Regions from separate parts of the Homo sapiens genome. Here all the other regions are linked to region 2. A link is an interaction called in ENCODE POLR2A ChIA-PET data of the cell type or tissue named here. Cell type or tissue: CD4-positive, alpha-beta T cell. All regions are shown on one strand. Links, peaks and the distances in the headings refer to the core of each region. The heading gives the core; the rest is flanking DNA.

What was found. Peaks named below come from ENCODE experiments on the same cell type or tissue, not always from the same donor. Only the 100,000 strongest peaks of a DNase experiment are listed, where the experiment ranks them.
Region 1: POLR2A ChIA-PET joins it to region 2 with 11 read pairs; 4 of 35 experiments call an interaction of 5 or more read pairs at or near these places.
Region 3: POLR2A ChIA-PET joins it to region 2 with 15 read pairs; 11 of 35 experiments call an interaction of 5 or more read pairs at or near these places.

What each region holds. Positions count from the first base shown.
Region 1 is chr1:154,463,232-154,469,463 of GRCh38, reverse strand. It overlaps IL6R (interleukin 6 receptor), which reads right to left. Exons shown (of 10, transcript NM_000565.4): 10 at 14-4,330. The coding sequence ends at 4,084. Among named protein-coding and RNA genes, the nearest start is that of TDRD10, 36 kb to the left of the region's middle. RefSeq lists an enhancer at 3,998-4,499. In CD4-positive, alpha-beta T cell, for the core only: no CTCF peak of the experiment used is centred there; DNase peaks (open chromatin) are centred at 2,373, 4,413, 5,663 and 6,143; H3K27ac peaks cover 3,796 bases.
Region 2 is chr1:154,331,702-154,339,185 of GRCh38, reverse strand. It overlaps ATP8B2 (ATPase phospholipid transporting 8B2), which reads right to left. Exons shown (of 28, transcript NM_001370597.1): 8 at 7,162-7,232; 9 at 6,489-6,568; 10 at 4,921-5,079; 11 at 4,595-4,683; 12 at 1,642-1,838. It also overlaps the pseudogene RNU7-57P. Among named protein-coding and RNA genes, the nearest start is that of ATP8B2, 9.9 kb to the right of the region's middle. RefSeq lists an enhancer at 7,366-7,484. In CD4-positive, alpha-beta T cell, for the core only: CTCF peaks have their summits at 3,702 and 3,909 (motif pointing right); a DNase peak (open chromatin) is centred at 3,965; H3K4me3 peaks cover 327 bases; H3K27ac peaks cover 1,293 bases.
Region 3 is chr1:154,384,631-154,392,114 of GRCh38, reverse strand. No RefSeq gene overlaps it. Among named protein-coding and RNA genes, the nearest start is that of IL6R, 17 kb to the left of the region's middle. RefSeq lists an enhancer at 5,162-5,371. In CD4-positive, alpha-beta T cell, for the core only: no CTCF peak of the experiment used is centred there; DNase peaks (open chromatin) are centred at 5,304 and 6,394; H3K4me3 peaks cover 888 bases; H3K27ac peaks cover 3,011 bases.

The DNA of each region.
Region 1 (6,232 bases), core at 2,233-6,232, 130 kb before region 2:
TACATTTCAAGGGTATTTTTTAAGAGTATTTATTCCAAACACAATGTTCACTTTAAATGCAAAATAGCTGGTAGAAAAAAAAACACTGAAAAATATACTGACCCTTTGCCCCATATACAGACATCAGCCTTTGGTATTTGCTTTCAGGTAATTAGGTAAAACAAACAAACAAAAACTTGAAACTATTATTTATCTCCAAGAAAACAACGTAGAGTTGAGGTATTCTATTTAACAGATGTGATCTCCATCCAATAAGGTCTCTCTGTTAATTAACAGCCTTGTGACATGCTGTTCCAATCCTTTCCTCCTAAAGTAGAATTTCATTTGAGCATATGTTCATAAAACTGACAGTGTTCCTTAATAATCACTAAGGTTGCCATAGAAACTCCCTGGTGCTGGTGCCCAGCCGCACGGAGGACAGGAGGCCTTCACAGGGCACTGAGGAGGGCCTGGCACGGACCCTGAACTGGCCCGCCTGCCCCTCCGTGTGCAGCCCCTGCCCACGGCTGCACGGGACAGCTGGGTGCAGGGCTCTTGCCTCAAAGGGTCACAGGTTGCCCCTGCATCTCCAAATTAAGACCACCAACTCCACCTGGAGCTGGTGTCAGCATCCTCCCCACCTGGGTTAGCCTTCTGGACGTGCTGTGAGATAATAGAGCTCAGCACCAAAGCAGCTGGGAAGACATTCCTGAACATTCTCCAGGAAACAAACCCATAGACCACAACATGCCCAGCCTGCCCCACTGGGCCCTGTTCACTACCAGGTGGGCTTCCAGCCTGGTTCCAGCAACAGATTCCACAACCTGCCGCGGCAACCAGTTTCCTTTCTCCCAAGACAGCAGGGAAGTGCCAGAGGCTCCGTGTGAACTCAGAGCCTGATAAAGAAAGCGTAAGGGCAAGTCCCCATCAGGGCCAAGAGCTCTCTGAGTTACCAAAGGCCTCGTCAACATAGCCAGTGCTACCCCTGGACACATTTCTTGAAAATATTTCATTAATGCTACAAACATTATTGATCATTTTACTTTAGGCCTTGAACCAGCATATTTTTTACTTTCCCCACCCAGCAGGATAAGCTGTCGTATTTAACCTAAATGGTCTCTGTCTCAGCGTTTCACGTCTGGCTGCGTGGCAGATGGCTACAGGTGTTAGGCAAATAACAGCACTGCTGGGGACTCAAGGCAGTGGGGGTGCTGCAGAAACACAGGTAGAAATGCCCCGTGCATTGAGACACATGTTCAGTCACCACAGATTAGAGAACATAGAGAGCTTAGGATGTATACCTGTGTACGCTGAGCCAGGCCTACAGCCCAGAGAAGACATTTTTTCTTCATTTACATTAGCTTATGAAAAATAAAGGGAAAACAACCCTCTTCAATACAAAAACAAAAAAACAAAACAAAGCAATTCCATTACAATAAAAATGAAAGCAATAACAATTTGGAGATCAAAGCTGCCTAGCTCTTGGCAATAATGAGCTATCTGGATTTCACATCTTCCGCTAGCATGGTTCTGCCCGGCTTTGGTAACACCACATGTGGGTAAAACGGTATAAAGAATTGAAGAACTGTGGGCACAGAATCACCCTTACTGCAGATTCTCATTCTTAATATTTCCCTTTAACAGCATTTTGCTGTTCTCAAGTCTCAGAAACTTTATGTGGTGGGATGGGAGGGAACCACCATAACCGCCTGCCTGCCTTTTTTTTTCTTAACTGTTATTGTTCATAATAGAGATGGTGTCTCACTATGTTACCCAGGTTGGTCTCAAACTCCTGAGCTCAAGCAATCCTCCCACCTTGGCCTCCCAAAGTGCTAGGATTACAGGCGTGAGCCACCGCGCCCGGCCATCCTGCCTTTTTGCCAACCTAAGATGAGTTGCCTCAAGCAGCAATAGGGTCTAAAATCTACAGACAAGCCCAGCAATGAAAATCACGGCTTACTGAAGACAGTAACAGCTTAAACCTGGAAAACCGTAAACAAAACATGGTCACTTTCATCCTTTCGCACCTGTCTGGTGATGGTGGTGGTTTTTCTAAGAGGGTAGAGTATTAGAAAAGTTTTGTGGTCTGGTAAATATTGGGTCCATGGTTACACGGCTGATTTAAATCATATCCCCACTCTGGAATACCCTGATAACTTGAGAGCTAACTGGGTAACCACTAACACCACTGAATTTTCAAAGCTCGGACAGAAAAGTCAGCTGAAGTGGTTAATCATGGTGTTACAACTAGACATTTAGTCCTGCTTCAATTCTTGCAGAGCTGAATCAACTCAAGGAACTAAATAAAAAGAGGAAGGCACCGAGGTAAGGGATTTTTTTTAAATGGGATTTTTTTAAAACCTCTTTGATAGCAGAAAGCTCAGGGCTTTCAGGGTGGGGAATTTCTAGGACCCTGCCGGGCAGTCGTGGGAGGCTTCCTTCTCGGCACTGGGACAGGGACCGGACACCCTCTCCATAACCACCTGGGGGAGTAGTCACACGCTGGTTTTTCCCTAGAGTAGAGAAGAGGCAGGCTATTTTTCCACTTTTTAAGACAAAAACAAAATACAGAATGAAACCACAATCTCTTCTCTAATAGGGAAAATATTTTTTCTTTTTCTTTTTCTTTTTTTGAGACAGGGTCTCACTTGCTCTGTCACCCAGGCTGGAGTGCAGTGGTGCAATCTCGGCTCACTGCAGCCTTGACCTCCCAGGCTCAAGAGATCCTCCCACCTCAGCCCCCCAAGTATCTGGGACTTCAGGCACACTCTACCACACTTGGCTAATTTTTATGCTTTTTGTAGAGATGGGGTTTTATCACATTGCCCAGGCTGATCTCAAACTTCTGGACTCAAGTGATCCTCCTGCCTCGACCTCCCGAAGTGCGTGGGCCACCATGCCTGGCAGGAAAATATTTTTTCTCTTCCTCCTTTTTCACTTGACTTGGTTTTGGGCTAAACAAAGTTATGGTGCTTCCCCCACACCTAAGTAAGTTACTTCTATGCTGACACAGCGAATATTGGATATTCCACCCTCTCAAGAGAAAACAGTCAGCAGTTTTTTAAAAACCAAGTTTAAACACATTCTTGCCAGGCTCATTTTTCTTTTCACATTGTCTTCCTTAATATTATCTTCCCTAGTTACCCAGGTTCAGCTGACAACAAACAAAGCTGCAGTAAAACCGTTTTGATCTCAGAAATGGCAGAAGCCCTCCCTGCTGCTAGCTCTCCTTTGTGGGAGGTGGAGAAGAGAGAACATTGGTTTTCAGAGGCTGTGATCCCCCACTCAGCTCCCACTCTACAGGGGATGGTAGAGACCCTGTGCCCCTCTCCTCTCCTTCCTCTGCTTCTCACCTGAGGTCCTGCAACCCAAAGCCAATGCAGTTGCCTCTGTATTCAGCAAATGCCTAGGATCATCATTCACATTTAGCAAAATGCTAATGAGGAACTAATTATAATTCTGTTGAAAACGACCAGGCCCTGAGATACTGTATTATTCACCCACTCACCCTCAGCTGTTTTTCAACTGTAGGGAAGAAAGGGAGGAGAGAGCTTCTTCCCCCAGCCTTGGCGGTTTAAGTAAAAGCCGTCCCCAGGCCTAGAAAAACAGAATTTGCTAAGGCACTTGGGTTTTAAGAGTTTGAGTTGGAAGATGAAACGATGCAGTGGGCCAGGAGCATGGCGGCTGGAGGAGGCTTTGGCTGGAAATCCATCCCACCTGCCTGAGGGTGCAGCTTGTGCAGAGGTGTTGAGGGGTGGGCTGCCAGCCGCTTCTCCACACCGAGGCCCCCACCAACCTGCCCAGCTTTTGAGTGTCCGTGTGAGTGTCCAAAGAGTCTTGATATGGTTCTCTTCACAGTGGCCCAAGTTCACTCTAGCCCCTTTAAGCTGGGCATTTGGAAAGGGAGGTTTGAAACCTCAACCAGCTGAACAGCTGGAGCAGGCTGATTTTCCCCTGGCGTAGAACCTTCCGCAAGGCTCTTCCGTGAAGCCAAAGGCCGCACACCCCTGAGATAAGCTGGCATGGCAGTGAGAAGCATCTTTTGCTGAGCCCGTTTGTGTTTTATCATCCACAGGGTCCAGGCTGCTGGTGCCACCCAGCCAGCTATCTGGGGAAGAAGTAGTCTGTATTGCTGATGTCATAAGGGCTCCGTGGGTCCCTGGCATCTGGTCGGTTGTGGCTCGAGGTATTGTCAGACCCCAGGCTGCTGGGGGACACCGGTGGGGAGATGAGAGGAACAAGCACTGGGGTGGGTCGAGGCCTCTCCGGGACCAGCTGCCCCAAAGAGTACGGCGGATGCATGCTTGTCTTGCCTTCCTTCAGAGCCCGCAGCTTCCACGTCTTCTTGAACCTTCACACAAACACACAAAGACAAACCACACAGATTTTTAGCTCCCCCTGTGACAAGCCCACAGTGGAAAACACCAACAGCTGGCTGCCCTGGTGGCCTGGCGCGCCCAGGTTTCGGCTCAAAGGAGCAATAACTATCAGCTGTCTTTTTGTTTTTTGTTCATTTGTTTGTTTTGAGACAGGATCTTGCTCTGTTACCCAGGCTGGAGTGCTATGGCGTGATCTCAGCTCACAGCAGCCTCAACCTCCTTGGGCTCAGGTGATTCTTCCACCTCAGCCTCCTGAGTAGCTGGGGCTACAGGTGTGTGCCACTACATCCGACTGATTTTTGTATTTCTCATAGAGACAGGGTTTTGCCATGTTGCTCAGGCTGGTCTTGAATTCCTGGGCTCGAGCAATCCGCCCGCCTCGGCCTCCCAAAGTGCTGGGATTACAGGTATGAGCCGGCACACCCGACCCGACTGTTTTTATCACCAGGGAGTTCACCATACTCTGAAGAGTTGGTGAGTTTCCAAAACACTCCCAAGGAAATAGATGTGTATTGTTGGTCCAATTTACAAGTGAAGAAACTGAGGCACCAAAAAGTCACTTAACAGTCCCTTAATTGTCCCATTGCAGAGGCTGTTCATTAGGTACACATCATCAGTCCCAAATCCATTTACTTAAAAAAAAGAAAAATAGGCTGGGCGCAGTGGCTCACGCCTGTAATCCCCACACATTGGGAGGCCGAGGCGGGCGGATCACCTGAGGTCAGGAGTTCAAGACCAGCCTGGCCAACGTGGTGAAACCCCGTCTCTACTAAAAATACAAAAATTAGCCAGGCGTAGTGGCAGGCACCTGTAATCCCAGATACTTGGGAGGCTGAGGCAGGAGAATCGCTTGAACACGGGAGGCAGAGGTTGCAGTGAGCTGAGATCGTGCCATTGCACTTCAGCCTGGGCAACAAGAGTGAAACTCTGTCTCAAAAATAAAAAAAAAGAAAAGGAAAGAAAATAAAAAAAGAAAGCATTCTTTTAGTAGGGAAAGAAAATGGGCCTCTCGGTCAAAGTAAGGCTGGCAGGAGGCAGATAATTTGCAACCGCCATGTAATAGCAGGAAAAGGGTCCCACTGCTCCCTCAACTGCCTTCCTGTTCCTCTTGCTCCTAATGTTGCTGACCTCCCCAGTTCTCCCTACGCCTCTCGGTCCACTCCCACCATGCTGGTGAGTTCCCACAGACTCAACTGTCGGCACCACTGGGCACAATTTGACTCATCTGACAGGAAAGTCAATGCTACACAGGAAGGAGATAGACATCTTTCTGATCACAGCTTGGTTCACAGTGCTCCACTCTGGGCCCAAAGCCAGGGCTCAGTAACTGAGAAAAGTCACTTGACAGCTCAAAGAAAGATGAAATGGTGACATGGATCTTCAAAAGCACAGTCACGTCCCCTTCCTAAAGGGGCCCTTCAACTGTGCCAGGGTGGCCAGTGCCCCAAGCCTCAGCCCCTCCCTCTTGCTTCCCACTTTGTGACTGACATGCCTCCTAACCCCAAAGTGGGAACAAGGTGGCCTCCCTCAATTCCATGGAAGATCAGTTACTCCAGGAAGGGCTGGGAAAGAGGAGGGGAAACCAATGTCAAAAACAAGATTTGGGGATTTTCCTTGGGTTTCTTTTTATATCGACAGGTTATTCCTGTCCTTGTTATGATAAATAATTAATAGTTGGCTCCAAATCTGCCACTGGCTTTTAGCTTGGTATCCAAATGAAATAAACAATCTGCAGAATATTATTTAGGGCTTCACCATGTGGACACCACACAGGAAGAGAGCCCAGCAGGGCTGCTGACTGGAGCTATGCTGAGTCATTGAATGGAGTTCTCCTGTAAGAAAGGACTGAGGAGAGAATCATTACACTCTGGATT
Region 2 (7,484 bases), core at 1,697-5,696:
TCTATTTATTATCACCAGCAGTAAGATTGGGGGCTGGGAGAGAGTTGAGGGCTATTTGGGGAATCTGTATGAACAAAAGATGGGAGACAGGACAAGTTTTCAGCACCTCCATAAAACATTTCCTTAAAAATGTCACAGGTTCCCTTATCTCAAGTGCAAGGCACTAAGCAAGAAAGTTCCTTTCCCCTGGCCATTCCTCCTGCCTCGTCTTCCTCCGATCCTCCCCTTCATTCTCACTGGCCTGTCCCTGCTAACATTCTCTTTACCTCAAACATCCTACATGTTGCCTTGATCCTATTCATGCTGTACACTACTGCCAGTCAATACTTCCTAAAGCATTCTTTAGTTTTTTTTTAGAATGCATTTTTTTCTTTTTGTGGGGGAGGGGTTCCAGTGAAAACTGGAAAACCTGCTAGACAAATTCTAAAAGAGCTGTAACACTTAGAATGCATTTTTAGAATACAGAATACATTCTTTTGACTTTCTTCAAAAACTTTTTTGTTTGTTTGTTTGTTTCGTTGTTTTTTGAGACACAGTTTCGCTCGTTGCCCAGGCTAGAGTGCAGTGGCGTGATCTTGGCTCACTGCTACCTCCACCTTCCGGTTTCAAGCGATTCTCCTACCTTAGCCTCCCAAGTAGCTGGGATTACAGGCAACCACCACCACACCTGGCTAATTTTTGTATTTTTAGTAGAGACGGGGTTTCAACATGTTGGCCAGGCTGGTCTCGAATTCCTGACCTCGTTATCCGCCCACCTTGGCTTCCCAAAGTGCTGGGATTACAGGTGTGAGCCACCGTGCCCAGTCTTTTCAATAACTTTTAATGGTTAGTAAATACAAAGTCCACAGGCAAATATTCAAAAGCCTCCACAATCAGGAGCAAGCTATGTTTCCAGCTCTTGCTCTTGGCCCAAGACCCTGGCCAACTATTTCCATAGGCCATTCCCAGGCTCCCATCTCCACACCTTTGCTTCCAGCCCTCTCAGCCTCCTCTCCATTGTGGCTCCACCTTCATCCAGCCCAGTCACCACTCAAAGCCCAGAGCAAATGCCATCTCTCCCTCTCTGCCTACCTGCTTAGGGAGCGACACTCTCCCAGTCCCCGGGCACCCTGTGCCTCCCACATGGTATCTCAGTCTGACACTGTCCAGATCTCCCCTCCTCGACCTATCCATCTGCTGCTGCTAAAGGCAGAGGCCACCTTATACATCTCTGTATCCCCAAGCTTCACATAGAAGACTCTAGGTCGAATTCTACAGCACTGGTTCCTATTTTGTTTTATAATGTGTTTAGATTTTCCTTCCTTTACTAGACGTAAGCTCCTAGAAGGAAGGAGATCCATTCCTAATTCATCTTTTATTTGTGATGGCACCTAGCACACTTCTTTGTACACAGTAGGCATGTAATAAATAGGTGCTGAATAAATCAATATTTTTTTTTCTCTAATACAGTCCCAAGTACCAGGAAACTGTGGTAAAAAGTTTGCTCTGCCCACAAAGATAAACAGATAACATCAAATGTTTACAGTACAGGAAGAAGAGGACTTCTCGTTACTTCTCAAGGACTTCATCTTCATAGAAAAGAAAAGTTCTATGGGACCGCCTGACTCCCTGGAGAGACCCCAGGTCAGAGAAGGCACATACCTGACATAGAGTGAAATGGGCACAACGGTGTTGAGGATGATGATGTAGGACCAGAAGGAGAGGAAGCCAGAGAAGAAGGCACTGTCCACTGCCTCATCCCACGGCAGGTAGACCTGGAAACGCATCCCCACCTCGTGCTCCCAGATGGCATTGCCAATGGCCAGGATCACCCCCATGCAAACCAGGAATCCAAAAATCTGGGGAGGAATGAGAAGCACAGGCGAGGCTGACATGTAGGAAGCCCTCAAAACCAAGTGCATCTGTGATGTATTCATCCCTTGAGCCCTCAAAAGCTCAGATGCTCTAGTGCAAGCTTGTCCAACCCATGGTCTCTGGGCCACATGTGGCCCAACACAGATTCATAAACTTTCTTAAAACACTATGAGATTTTGGTAACAGCTGAATGTTAAATGAAAAATAATTATAAAAAAAAAAAAAACTATTATGGGCTGGGCGCAGTGGCTCAAGCCTGTAATCCCAGCATTTTGGGAGGTTGAGGCGGATGGATCACCTGAGGTCAGGAGTTTGAGACCAGCCTGGCCAACACGGTGAAACCCCGTCTCTACTAAAAACATTAAAAAAATTAGCCAGTCCTGGTGGCACTTGCCTGTAGTCTCAGCTACTCAGGAGTCCAAGGCATGAGAATTGCTTGAACCCGGGAGGCAGACATTGCAGTGAGCCAAGATCATGCCACTGCATCCCAGCCTGGGCAACAGAGCAAGAACCTGTCTCAAAAAAAAAAAAAAAAAAGGCCAGGTGCAGTGACTCACACCTATAATCCCAGCACTTTGGGAGGCCAAGGCGGGCAGATCATGAGGTCAGGAGTTCGAGACCAGTCTGGCCAACATGGTGAAACCCCATCTCTCATCTCTACTAAAAATACAAAAAAATTAGCCGGGTGTGGTGGCGGGCACCTGTAATCCCAGCTACTAGGGAGGCTGAGGCAGGAGAATCACGTGAACCCGAGAGGCAGAGGTTGCAGTGAGCCGAGATAATGCCATTGCACTACACTCCAGCCTAGTGACAGAGTGAGACTCCGTCTCAAAAAAAAAAAAAAAAAATTTATGAGATTTTTTTTTGCAATTTTTTTTTTCTAAGCTTATCAGCTATTGTTAATGTTAGTGTATTTTATGTGTGGCCCAAGACAATTCTTCTTCCAATGTGGCCCAGGGATGCCAAAATATTGGACACCACTGCTCTAGTGGAAAAAGCTCAGAACTGGTGACAGGTTCTAGTCTGTCACCAATTATCATGTGGCCTTCTGTCTGACCATTATTTCATCTATATGATGAAGAAACTGAAATAGTTGATTAGCTCTCAATCTGGCACCTTGAAACCTTCCAGAGTCCTCAAAGTTGGTAAGAGTGGGGATGAGCTACTTTTAACATACCAGAAAACTTACTGTAAATAATCTATTCACCTGGGCTAGGTACAAGCCAACAAAAATGCCAAGCCACGGTAATGTTCACTATCTCACATAGATGGCCTTTTTTTTTTTTTTTTGAGATGGAGCCTTGCTCTGTCGCCCAGGCTGGAGTGCAGTGGCGCGACCTCGGCTCACTGCTGCAAGCTCCACCTCCCGGGTTCACGCCATTTTCCTGCCTCAACCTCCCAAGTAGCTGGGACTACAGGTGCCCGCCACCACGCCCAGCTATTTTTTTGTATTTTTAGTAGAGATGGGGTTTCACCATGTTGGTCAGGATGGTCTTGATCTCTTGACCTCGTGATCCACCCACCTCGGTCTCCCAAAGTGCTGGGATTACAGGCGTGAGCCACTGCACCTGGCTAAGATTGCCTTTTTTTTTTTTAAACTTGGGAAACAAACTTATCTTCATAAACGTAGATTTCTTTTTTGAAACAGGGTCTTGCTTTGTTGCCCAGGCTGGAGTGCAGTGGCATGATCCTAGCTCAACGCAGCCTCAATCTCCCAGGCCAAGCAATCCCCCCGCCTCAGCCTCCAGAGTAACTGGGACCACAGGTGCATGCCACCAAACCTGGCTAATTTTTCAGTTTTTTGTAAAGACAGGGTCTCACTATGGTGTCCAGGCTGTTTTCGAACTCCTAGGCTCAAATGATCCTCCCACCTTGGTCTCCCAAAGTGCTGGGATTACAGGTGTGAGCCACCACTCCTGGTCTAGATTTCCTGATTAGTCAAAAATCTTATAAATTTTGGAGTCTCTGGAGAGACTGGTAAAAAACCAGGCCACTGTCCAATTTCCTACATCTATTTCCAAAGCTGCCTCCGCTGTTTAGGCTTTGAAACAAAATAGGAGATTGGTGCCCAATGGCCACCAGGGGGCGACTGGAGCCCTTATGTGATAGACAACCTCGCCCACCAGGCTGGGTTTCCGCACACTCTTTAAAGCCAGGGCGGAAACAAGCTCACCAGAGGCTAGCCCCAGCCTTCACAAGCTGGCATGTGGCGGGCAGGCAGCAGACAGTCGGGGCACAGGAAGGGGAGGAGAGCCCAACAAGGAGTTCAGATTTCTAGCTAAACAAGAGAAGGATTCAGGAACTGCCAAAAACTTAAACAGAAACTTTTCCTTTGGGATCCTTCGTTCTTAGAAGTTGGGGGGAAAAGACCCTGCCAACCTCTTCCAAATGGAAATTTTTCTTTTAATTCCCTCTCCATCCCCATGAAGGCCTCCTTGTCCCTGGCAAAAGCAAACAGAAGGTCACATGCTTCACAAAGTCATCATCATAACTGGAATCAGAGAAGGGATGATTTGTTTTAGCTTTAAGTTGTTGATTCATGCACGTTCCTGAAGTTTTTTTAAATAACATCTTCCAACTAAAAGGAGCCTAAAATAAACACTGCCTTTGTGTAGCTGACCTGCTAGCAGCTTTAAAGCCAAACCTGAAGTCTACTGACCAAAGAAGAAAGAGGAAAGGAAAAGGAGCACCCAAGGAGAAGAGAGGGCAGGGGCAGGGAGCCAGATGTGGGGCGCCTCACCCAGAGCACCAGGGTATTCATTAGGCGATCGATACTCGTTCTTTTGAACTTTGTTCTGCCGCTGTTTTGCATCAGCTTAGTGTCGGGACCTGGAAAAGAATGGGAAGGGCTGGGAAAGCCAAATAACACATCTGCCTCTGGGCTTCTGCCCTGATCCCCAGACTGCAGGACACCAGGGTGGAATAGAGATACTGGCTAGATAAGAAGCCTGTATACACAGCTGGAGGTTTTTTACCTTAGGTATTCTCCCACCTCATCCCATACTCCTGAGTGAGGGCTGGCTGAGTCACTCTTACCCTTCTTTCTTTGGATGCTAGGAGGCTCACCTGCAAAGATGACCAGCCCGAAGCACCACTCGGTGTTTCGCAGCACACAGCCCCGCAGCAGCATGTTCTGGTTGCTCAGAGGGAACTTATTTTCCTTCCAGTAGAGGGTTCCGCTGAATTTGTCCAGTTTGTTGTTGGGAGGTTCACAGATCACTTCACCTGAACAGGAGACAAGAATTCCACTGCTTAAGGTCCAGTCTACAGCCTAACCACAAGACAATAAAACAAAGAGAAAATGAGCTGAGCGAAGAGGATGCAAGGGCAAGGGCCCATCCATATGCTGCTGGGAGGAGTGTGAGCTGATGCAACTCTTCAGGAAAATAATGAAGCAGGCCGGGCGCGGCAGCTCATGCCTGTAATCCCAGCACTTTGGGAGGCTAAGGCGGGTGGATCAGCTGAGGTCAGGAGTTTGAGACCAGCCTGGCCAACATGGTGAAACCCTGTCTCTACTAAAAATACAAAAATTAGCCGGGTGTGGTGGTGGGAGCCTGTAATTCTAGCTAATCGGGAGGCTGAGGCACGAGGATCGCTTGAACCTGGGAGGTAGAGGATGCAGTGAGCCGAGATCGCACCACTACACTCCAACCTGGGCAGGAGTATTTAAAAAAAAAAAAAAAAAAAAGCTGCAGCATGACCTAATATTTGTTTGTACAAACATGTATGAAAAGTGTGGATGAGCACACACTGACTGTCAATTAATGTGGCTACTTCAGCAGGGTAGAAGAGGAAGGAAGAGCTATTTTCTTCTTCTTTTTTTTTTTTGAGACAGTGTCTCACTGTGTTGCCCACGCTGGAGTGCAGTGGCCCGATCTCGGCTCACTGCAACCTCCACCTCCCAGGTTCAAGCAACTCTCATGCCTCAGCCTCTCAAGTAGCTGGGACTACAGATGCACACCACGACGCCCGGCTAATTTTTGTATTTTTTTTTTCTTTTTGAGACAGAGTTTCGCTCTTGTCACCCAGGCTGGAGTGCAGTGGCACGATCTTAGCTCACTGCAACCTCCGCCTCCCTGCAACCTCCGCCTCCCAGGTTCAAGGGATTCACCTGCCTCAGCTTCCTGAATAGCTGGGATTACAGGCATGCAGCACCACGCCCAGCTAATAATTTTTGTATTTTTAATAGAGACAGGGTTTCACCATGTTGACCAGACTGGTCTCGAACTCCTGGCCTCAGGCAATCCGCCCACCTCGGCCTCCCAAAGTGCTGGGATTACAGGCGTGAGCCATGGTACCGACCTCTATTCACTTTTTCTTATACACTCTGTATGGTTTGTCTTATAAGGAACACATATTATTATTCTGAGCTAATAAGCTAAAAGAATAAGCTGAATTTCTCTCAACATGCATAGCAAGTGGGGAGCTATCAGCCACAAAGTCCCCTTGAAATAATTATAAACTCAAAACCAAGAGGGAGCCACATGACATTACAAACACTCCCCTCCCCAAAACAGTCCAGGGAGTTGCATAATAACAACAAAAAGCCCAAAGGAAAATGTATAATTTAACGCCCCCAAACAAAACCCAACCCCACTCCTCTACCTTCAGGCTGCTCCTCCAAAATTACTCACCGTCAAACTTGGCAAGCTTACTGATGTCTCCCAATTCTGAGGTGACTGGAATCGCCTGACGTACTTTCATGTTGGTCTCGCTGGAAGGACAGTATCTCTGAGTCCCCGCTCCCTCCTCATCCTCTAAATGTTTTTTTTCACAGATGGGGTCTCGCTCTGCTGCTCAGGCTGGAGTGCAGTCGCACAATCATAGCTCACTAAAGCCTCGAACTCCTGGGCTCAAACAATCCTCCCGCCTCAGCCTCCCAAGTGGCTGGGATTATAGGCATTAAAACCACCATACCCAGCTAAGTTTTAAACTTTTTAAATTTTTTGTTTGTTTGTTTTATAGAGATGAAGTCTCACCATCTTGCCCAGGCTGGTCTCAAACTCCTGGCCTCAAGCAATCCTCCCACACTGGCCTCCCAAAGTGCTGGGATTTACAGGAGTGAGTCACCATGCCCACCTCTCCCCATCCTCTAAATTCTACCTGGTGACACCTAAGCATGGTGCATAACTGCTCAGCCCAGCAAATACTGGTTGAATAACACTTCACACATCCCATCCAAAGCCTTTCTTACCCCTAATTTTTCCAAATTCAGACAGAGCCCAGGCCTGAGAACCTCATTCAAAGACAATCTTTTTACCTCCAAAGAGACAGAAGGAGAGGGCTGACACTGAGCATGCCACTTACCCATCAAGTTCTGCTGTCTCTATGTAACACAGCCCATGGGGCTCACTGCTGGAAAGGAGGAGGAGATCCGCCTAGAGAGAAAAACTAATGAGAAGTCCAAATATGCAAACCTCCACCCCCAGTGGGCTGTAATGGTGGCTCCTTCCACTAAGCATTCTTGGTTTGCTTAGTTCCAGGTGCATAAATGGCTAGTTCCAGGCATATCAGCATGACACAGAAGCCCCTGGTGTGAGAAAGATTCCTGCCACGGGTGTTTAAGAGGCAACAGTAAATCAGGAAAGATTCATCCTTTTCTCACAAAGAAGAGGAAGAACCTACAGGCC
Region 3 (7,484 bases), core at 3,395-7,394, 51 kb before region 2:
TTTTTGTAATTTTTGTAGAGACAGGGTTTCACCATGTTGGCCAGCTGGTCTTGAACTCCTGGCCTCAGGTGATCTGCCCTCCTTGGCCTCCCAAAGTGCTGGGATTATAGGCGTGAGCCACCACACCCAGCCAGAAAGTGTTAAAGCCCATGATGACTGCACCATCACGGCTGCTGGAGCCTCCACTGCTGCTATGATTCTCATTGGAATCACTGCACATATCACCTTGCAGGGAAGGAGTGCATTCCTGCTGTTGTTACAGGAGCCCAAAGTCACACCACTGTTGCTGCCTCCTCCAGCCCCAGAGTCCACAATCACTGTGCTGCTGTGGCCGCAATCACTGTGCTGGTGAAGCAAGGAATCTAGGAGCCTACATCCACCTGCTGCTGCCACTGTCAGAGGAACTGCCAAAAGAAGAGAACAAGAAGACCTCTTCCTTTAGCTTCCCTTCTAATCTTTCACCAGGGGCACCCATTGCAGAACCTAGCCAGAAGTCAGCTGGAAAGAGAGTCAGAGGAAAGTAGCTTGCAGTTTCCCAGTTCCTTACAATACAACCAAAGCAAGGAAGTGCAGTGTGATGGTTAATTTTACGTGTTGCTGGCATGTTGATTCATGCCTGTAATCCTAGCATTCTGGGAGGCAGAGGCAAGATGATTGCTTGAAGCTAGGAGTTTGAGAAAAGGCTGGGCAATGTGGCAAGACCCCATTTCTACAAAAAATTTTAAATTGCTGGGTGTGATGTCTCACAACTGCAATCCCAGCACTTTGGGAGACCCACGTGGGAAGGTTGTTTAAGCCCAAGAGTTCATGACAAGCCTGGGCAAGATAGCGAGACCTGTCTCTACTAAACAATTAGCCAGGCGTGGTGGTACGTGCCTGTAATCGCAGCTACTCTGGAGGCTGAGGCACAAGAATCTCTCGAACCCAGAAGGTAGAGTGTTGTCACTGCATTCCAGCCTGGGCAACGGAACAAGACTCTGTCTAAAAAAAAAAAAAAAAAAAAAAAATTAGCCAGGCGTGGTGGCACACCTACTCAAAAGGCTGAGGTGGGAGAATCGCTTGAGCCCAGGAGTTCAAGGCTATGATCAATTCATTGCACCCCAGCCTGGGTGACAGAGTGAGATCTTGTCTCAAAAAAAAAAAAAAAGTGTGAATTTCAGTGGGCCATGGCATACCTCAAACATTATTATGAGAGTTTCTGTAAGGATGTTTTAAGGGTAGCTTTTTTTTTTTTTTTTTTTTTTGAGACAGGGTCTCGCTTCGTCACCCAGGCTGGAGTACAGTGGCACCATCTTGGCTCACTGCAACTGCCGCCTCCTGGGTTCAAGCCATTCTCCTGTCTCAGCCTCCCAAGTAGCTGGGATTACAAGCGTTCGCCACCATGCCTGGCTAATTTTTGTATTATTAGTAGAGACGGGGTTTCACCATGTTGGCCAGGCTGGTCTCAAACTCCTGACCTCAAGTAATCCACCCACCTCTGCCTCCCAAAGTGCTGGGATTACAGGCATAAATCACCGCACCCAGCCTGTAAGGGTGTTTTTGGATGAGGTTAACATTTAGGCCAGGTGTGGTGGTTTACACCTGTAATCCCAGCAGTTTGGGAGGCTGAGATAGGTGGATCCCTTGAGCCCAGGAGTTCAAGATCTCGAGACCAGCCTGGGCAAAATGGCAAAACCACATCTCTACAAAAAAATACAGCAATTAGCCAGGCACGGTGGTATGCGCCTGTGGTTTCAGCTACCCAGGAGGCTGAGGTGGGAGGATCACCTGAGCCTGGGAGGTGGAGGTTGCAGTGAGCTGAGATCATGCCACTGCACTCCAGCCTGGGTGACAGAGTCCCTATCTCAAAAAAAAAAAAAAAATAAGAAAAAAAAGCTGGGCGCAGTGGTTCATGCCTGTAATCCCAGCACGTTGGGAGGCCAAGGCAGGCGGATCACCTGAAGTCAGGAGTTCCACACCAGCCTGGCCAACATGGTGAAAGATTTCTTTCTTTTTTTTTTTTTTTTTTGAGATGGAGTCTCGCTCTGTTGCCCAGGCTGGAGTGCAATGGCAAGATCCTGGCTCACTGTAACCTCCGCCTCCCGGGTTCAAGCAATTCTCCTGCCTCTGCCTCCTGAGTAGCTGGGATTACAGGTGTGTACCACCGCACCCAGCTAATTTTTGTATTTTTAGTAGAGATGGGGTTTCACCATGTTGGTCAGGCTGGTCTCGAACTCCTGACCTCATGATCTGCCTGCCTTGGCCCCCCAAAGTCCTGGGATTACAGCTGTGAGCCACCACGCCTGGCCAGTGAAACCACATTTCTACTAAAAATACAAAATTAGCTGGGAGTGGTGGTGGGTGCCTGTAATCCCAGCTACTTGGGAGGCTGAGGCAGGAGAATCACTTGAACCCAGGAAGTGGAGGTTACAGTGAGCTGAGATCGTGCCATTGCACTCTAACCTGGGCAACAGAGTGAGACCCTGTCCCAAATAAATAAATTAATAAATAATTTAAATTTTTTTTAAATAATTAAACTGAGTAAAGCACATTGTCCTCCCTAATGTGGATAGTTCTCATCCAATCAGTTGAAGGCCTGAATAGAGCATAAAGTCTGACTCTTCCCCGAGTAAGAATTCTTCCTGCCTGACTGCCTTTGAAACAGAGAACATTGGCTTTTTCCTACCTTTGAACTGAACATCAGCTCTTCCTGAGTGTCAAGACTTTCACCCTTCAGGCTGGAACTCCACCATCAGCTCTCCTAGGTTTCCAGCTTGCAGACTCACCCTACAGATCTTTGGATTTACCAGTAAAAAAAGCCTCCGTAATTGCACAAACCAATTCCTTTATATATATATAAAATATTACCTATTAATATAATATGTTTTATATAGTATATAGAGAGAAGATATATATTCTATATATACAGAAGATATGTATCTATAACATATAGATATGTATTTATATATAAGATGTATATTCTATATATACAGAAGATATATATTCTGTATATTCATACGTATATATAGAAGATAAATATATATTCTATTTCTCTGGAGAACCTTTACTAATACAGGTGGGCAGGAATGGAGGTGAGAAAAAAATGGCCATCATTAAAGTTTGAAAGTTCTCATTTAGTTTGAGGGCAGCAGACTCATAGTAGAGTTGACCTTCAGCTGGGCCTTAAAGGTATCATTTCTTTTTTTTGTTTGTTTAGATGGAGTCTCACTCTGTCGCCCAGGCTGGAGTCCAGTGGCGTGATCTCGGCTCACGGCAACCTCCATCCTCCCAGGTTCAAGCAATTCTCTGCCTCAGCCTCCCAAGTAGCTGGGATTACAGGCGCCACCACGCCCAGCTAAGTTTTTGTATTTTAAGTAGAGACGGGGTTTCACCATCTTGGCCAGGCTGGTCTTGAACTCCTGACCTTGTGATCCACCCGCCTCAGCCTCCCAAAGTGCTGGGATTACAGGCATGAGCCACCACACCCGGCCAAAGATATCATTTCTATAAGTAGAGATGGATGGATTGGAGAGGTGAGGGAGAAGATAGAGAAAACTCCAAGCAGAAGCAACAGTATGAGCAAAGACACAGGAAAATTCTGGCTGCATTCAAAAAATAAAGCATTACATTAGTACAGCACTTTATAGTTTACTGTTTCCACACACCCTATTGAGGCATCATATAGGAAGCAATAAAAATTGGGACTCAGACGGGTTTGGCCAAGATTGTGCCACTGCACTCCAGCCTGGGCGACAGAGCGAGGCTCTGTCTCAAAAAAAAAAGAAAAAAGAAAATTGGGACCTAATAGAGAATAAACTTCTCAAAGGACCCATGTACCTAGACCTCAGTTGCTATTTCCCACCCCTAAGCCCATGGTCTCTAGAGTTAAGTACAATCTACTCAGCCAGGTGCGGGGGCTCACGCCTGTAATCCCAGCACTTTGGGAAGCCGAGGCGGGCAGATCACCTGAGGTCTGGAGTTCAAGACCAGCCTGACCAACATGGTGAAACCCCGTCTCTACTAAAAATACAAAATTAGCCCGGCGTGGTGGCACATACCTGTAATCCCAGCTACTCAGGAGGCTGAGGCAGGAGTATCGCTTGAACCTGGGAGGCGGAGGTTACGGTGAGCCAAGATTGCACCATTGCACTCCATCCTGGGCAACAAGAGCAAAACTCCGTCTCAAAAAAAGAAAAAAGTACAATCTACTCAAACACTTACCAGTCTGGCCCCATGATGCCTTTTCTTCCTCTTTCTTCTGAGTCCTCTCTCAAATATACTGTGTTTCAGCCAAAGAAGATTTGAAAATTCCAGATGTACCCCAGGAACCAAAAAACCCTCTGGGTTTAGGTGACAACTGATGTAGCCAACTTGAAATACCCAAATCCTGGCCAGGCACAGTGGCTCACGCCTATAATCCCAGCACTCTAGGAGGCTGAGGCGGTGAATCATTTGAAGTCAGGAGTTCAAGACCAGCCTGGCCAACATGGTGAAACTCCCTCGCTACTAAAAATACAAAAATTAGCTGGGTGGGGTGGTGCATGCCTCTAGCTGCAGCTACTCGGGAGGCTGAGGCAGGAAAATCTCTTGAACCCGGGAGGTGGAGGTTGTAGTGAGCCAAGATCATGCCACTGCACTCCAGCCTGGGCGACAGAGCGAGACTATTGTCTCAAAAAAAACCAAAAAAACAAACAAAAAAAAAAAACAAAAAAGGCCAAATCCTAAATGACCAGCAGAGAAAACTGAGAAGCAACCCATCTATTCATAAAATCCTCAAAACGCTCATGAACTGGCAGCTCCAAGTACCTCTGGAACTGAGTTTGTGTGTCTCTGAGTGTGTGAGTGTGCAAACAAGGAGGACTGGTTGAAAGCTGTTTGAGAAGCACCCTTCATTACTGAGTAACTACCCCTCCCTCCCTCCCACAGAAATCTGCAAGCTTGTTCTCTGTACAGGATAAAACAGAGAGTCTCTGAACTGGGTGATACCAGGCACATTTGACAGCATGGCTATGGCTTGTAAACTCGGGAACTAAGGGACTGCGTATGCCAAATGCCCCAGGCTAAGACCCACAGCCCTCTGCCTCCTTTCGGGGGCCAGAACACTGGCAGGCTGGCCTGTTCCCTCCTAGAAGGAGATTCTTCTCTGGGTAACCTGACTGGCCCCAGACGAAAGACCTAAAGATCCAGACATGTGGGGACTCCCCCAGCAAACAGTCCCGTCCAGATGCCCACCATGTGAGCTTCCAATCAGCGCCTTCGTTCCCATGTCAGAGCTTTCTCTTTGCTACTCCCCACCCACGCTGCCTGGCCCTCTGCACTGGGGGTATTCCAGGAAGAGACCACATGAGCAATACCCCACACCCTCTGACTAGCAGTTGGTCTAGACAACGCAGAACCCGGAAGACCAGAGGGAGGAGGAGCGTGAGATCAAGATATCTGTTCCTCTGGTTCTTCTCTTAGAGGGTTCCTCTCTTAGGCTGCCTGTGTCTCTCAACCAAAGGTTATAGCTCTCCTATACTCTGTCTTTGTAAATGGCCATTTTGTAAAGAAATCCTCCTAAAATAATCCTAACTTGAGTAAACCATATGTTTACTGTAAGGACTTAACTGATATTTGCCTGTCTTATAAATAATCAGTCAAAGATCACCAGACAGCTGAAAAAAACCTCAGACATGGAAGATAAAAACAAATGAGCAAAAAGCAGACTGAAAAGCAATTTGCAGAAATAGTTTCTACACAGGAAGAAGAAAACTTCAAAAGAAAAATATCAAATAATACTTCAGAGAGGCCAGGCACAGTTGCTCACACCTGTAATTCCAGCACTTTGGGAGGCTGAGGTAGGTGGATCACCTAAGGTCAGGAGTTTGAGACCAGCCTGGTCAACATAGTGAAGCCTCGTCTCTACTAAAAATACAAAAATTACCCAGGCATGGTGGCGCGTGCCTGTAATCCCACCTACTCAGGAGGCTGAGGCAGGAGAATCGCTTGAACCTGGGAGGTGGAGTTTGCCGTGAGCCGAGATCGTGCCATTGCACTCTAGCCTGGACAACAAGAGCGAAACTCCGTCTCAAAAAAAAAAAAAAAAACAGGAGAACAGGAGGACACATGAGTTTGGAGCTTCATACAAACGTGTGGTCAATAACAGAACAGGCCTGTATTTACCTGTGTACAAAAACGCCTGTGTGTCTGCAGCTACAGACAACCTACTATGAAACCACTAATCATTTCCTCATTGCTTTCGGATTCAGGCTTCTCCTCCAGACATGCTTAGCTGTGGTTTAGGAGCTGCTACGCTTATGGGGTCTTTCCAGTGTCTTCCTAGCGCCTTCCTTTCCTCTCCCAACCCCTACGCCCTCTGCCCTCAGGGTTCCCAGGTTAAACAATCAAGATACACACTTCCGCCTCTAGGCACCACGCCCCATCCTCTTCCTGGAGCTCCACCCACAACAAGGTACTGAAGAGGAGGAAGTAGAGAGGAAGAACACTAGATTATTGAATAAATAACCTGAGAATTGAATAAATTGGAAGTTAGCCCTATTGTTAATCTTTGAACCATGGGAAATGGTAGCATGGGAAGAATGACCCCTAAAGCCACTGAGTTGGGGTGGGGCTGGCTCTCCTCCACTTAAAACCCCTCAGGGCTCTGGCTTATTCCCAGAATAAGGCTGAAATCCCTTCACCGAGAAAAGGGTTCTCCAGAAGTCACCCTGCTTTTCTCTCCTGCCTCATCTCTTGCCACTTTCTCCTTGTTATCTGGGCTCCAGCCACAATAAACAATGTTCTTGCAGACAAGAGCATTGACTTCATGTGGGCAAGTGTGGCTCTTGTCCCGGGCCTCATGGTTAGAGGGCCCTGAATTATTCACACATGTGCACACACACATTTAACACACACTGCTCCTCTGTCATTAGGGATCGGGTGCTTTTTGCTGACTTAGAGAAACCCCATGCCTGAAACCTACTCATCTGCTCTCAGGAGAGGTAGTAATTGTCACTGCTCATTGATAAACACTCCCTGTCTTCATTGGAGCAGGCCCAGGGGTTGTTGGGTTTAACTCCATCCCAAATTCCAGAGATGAGCCAGGTTGATGTAAGCTAGTCAGGGGATCTCCCTCCACCTGTCTCTTCCCTGTACCTACAAGCATGCACAAACAGGGCACAGCACTTCCCTGGTCAAAGGGCTTGGTTCGATTGAGGATAGAGCAGTGGATGGCACAGGAGACACCCCCCTCCCTTGCTCTGAATCAGGCAGAGTGTAGATGTGAGGCCTGGGAATGATAACAGCCATTTAGTTCCCCCAAGATAAGCCAGACTTGGAACATTGCCACTTGACACCCCCATTACCCAAAGACAACTGGAGATAGCTGAGCTAAAGCTCAAGCATCGTCATTTGGAGGTTGGTTGGTTCGTTTGTTTGTTTGTTTGTTTTGAGACAGGGTCTCTGTCACCTGGGCTGGAATGCAGTGGCATGATCTCGGCTCGCTGCAACCTCTGCCTCTCGGTTTC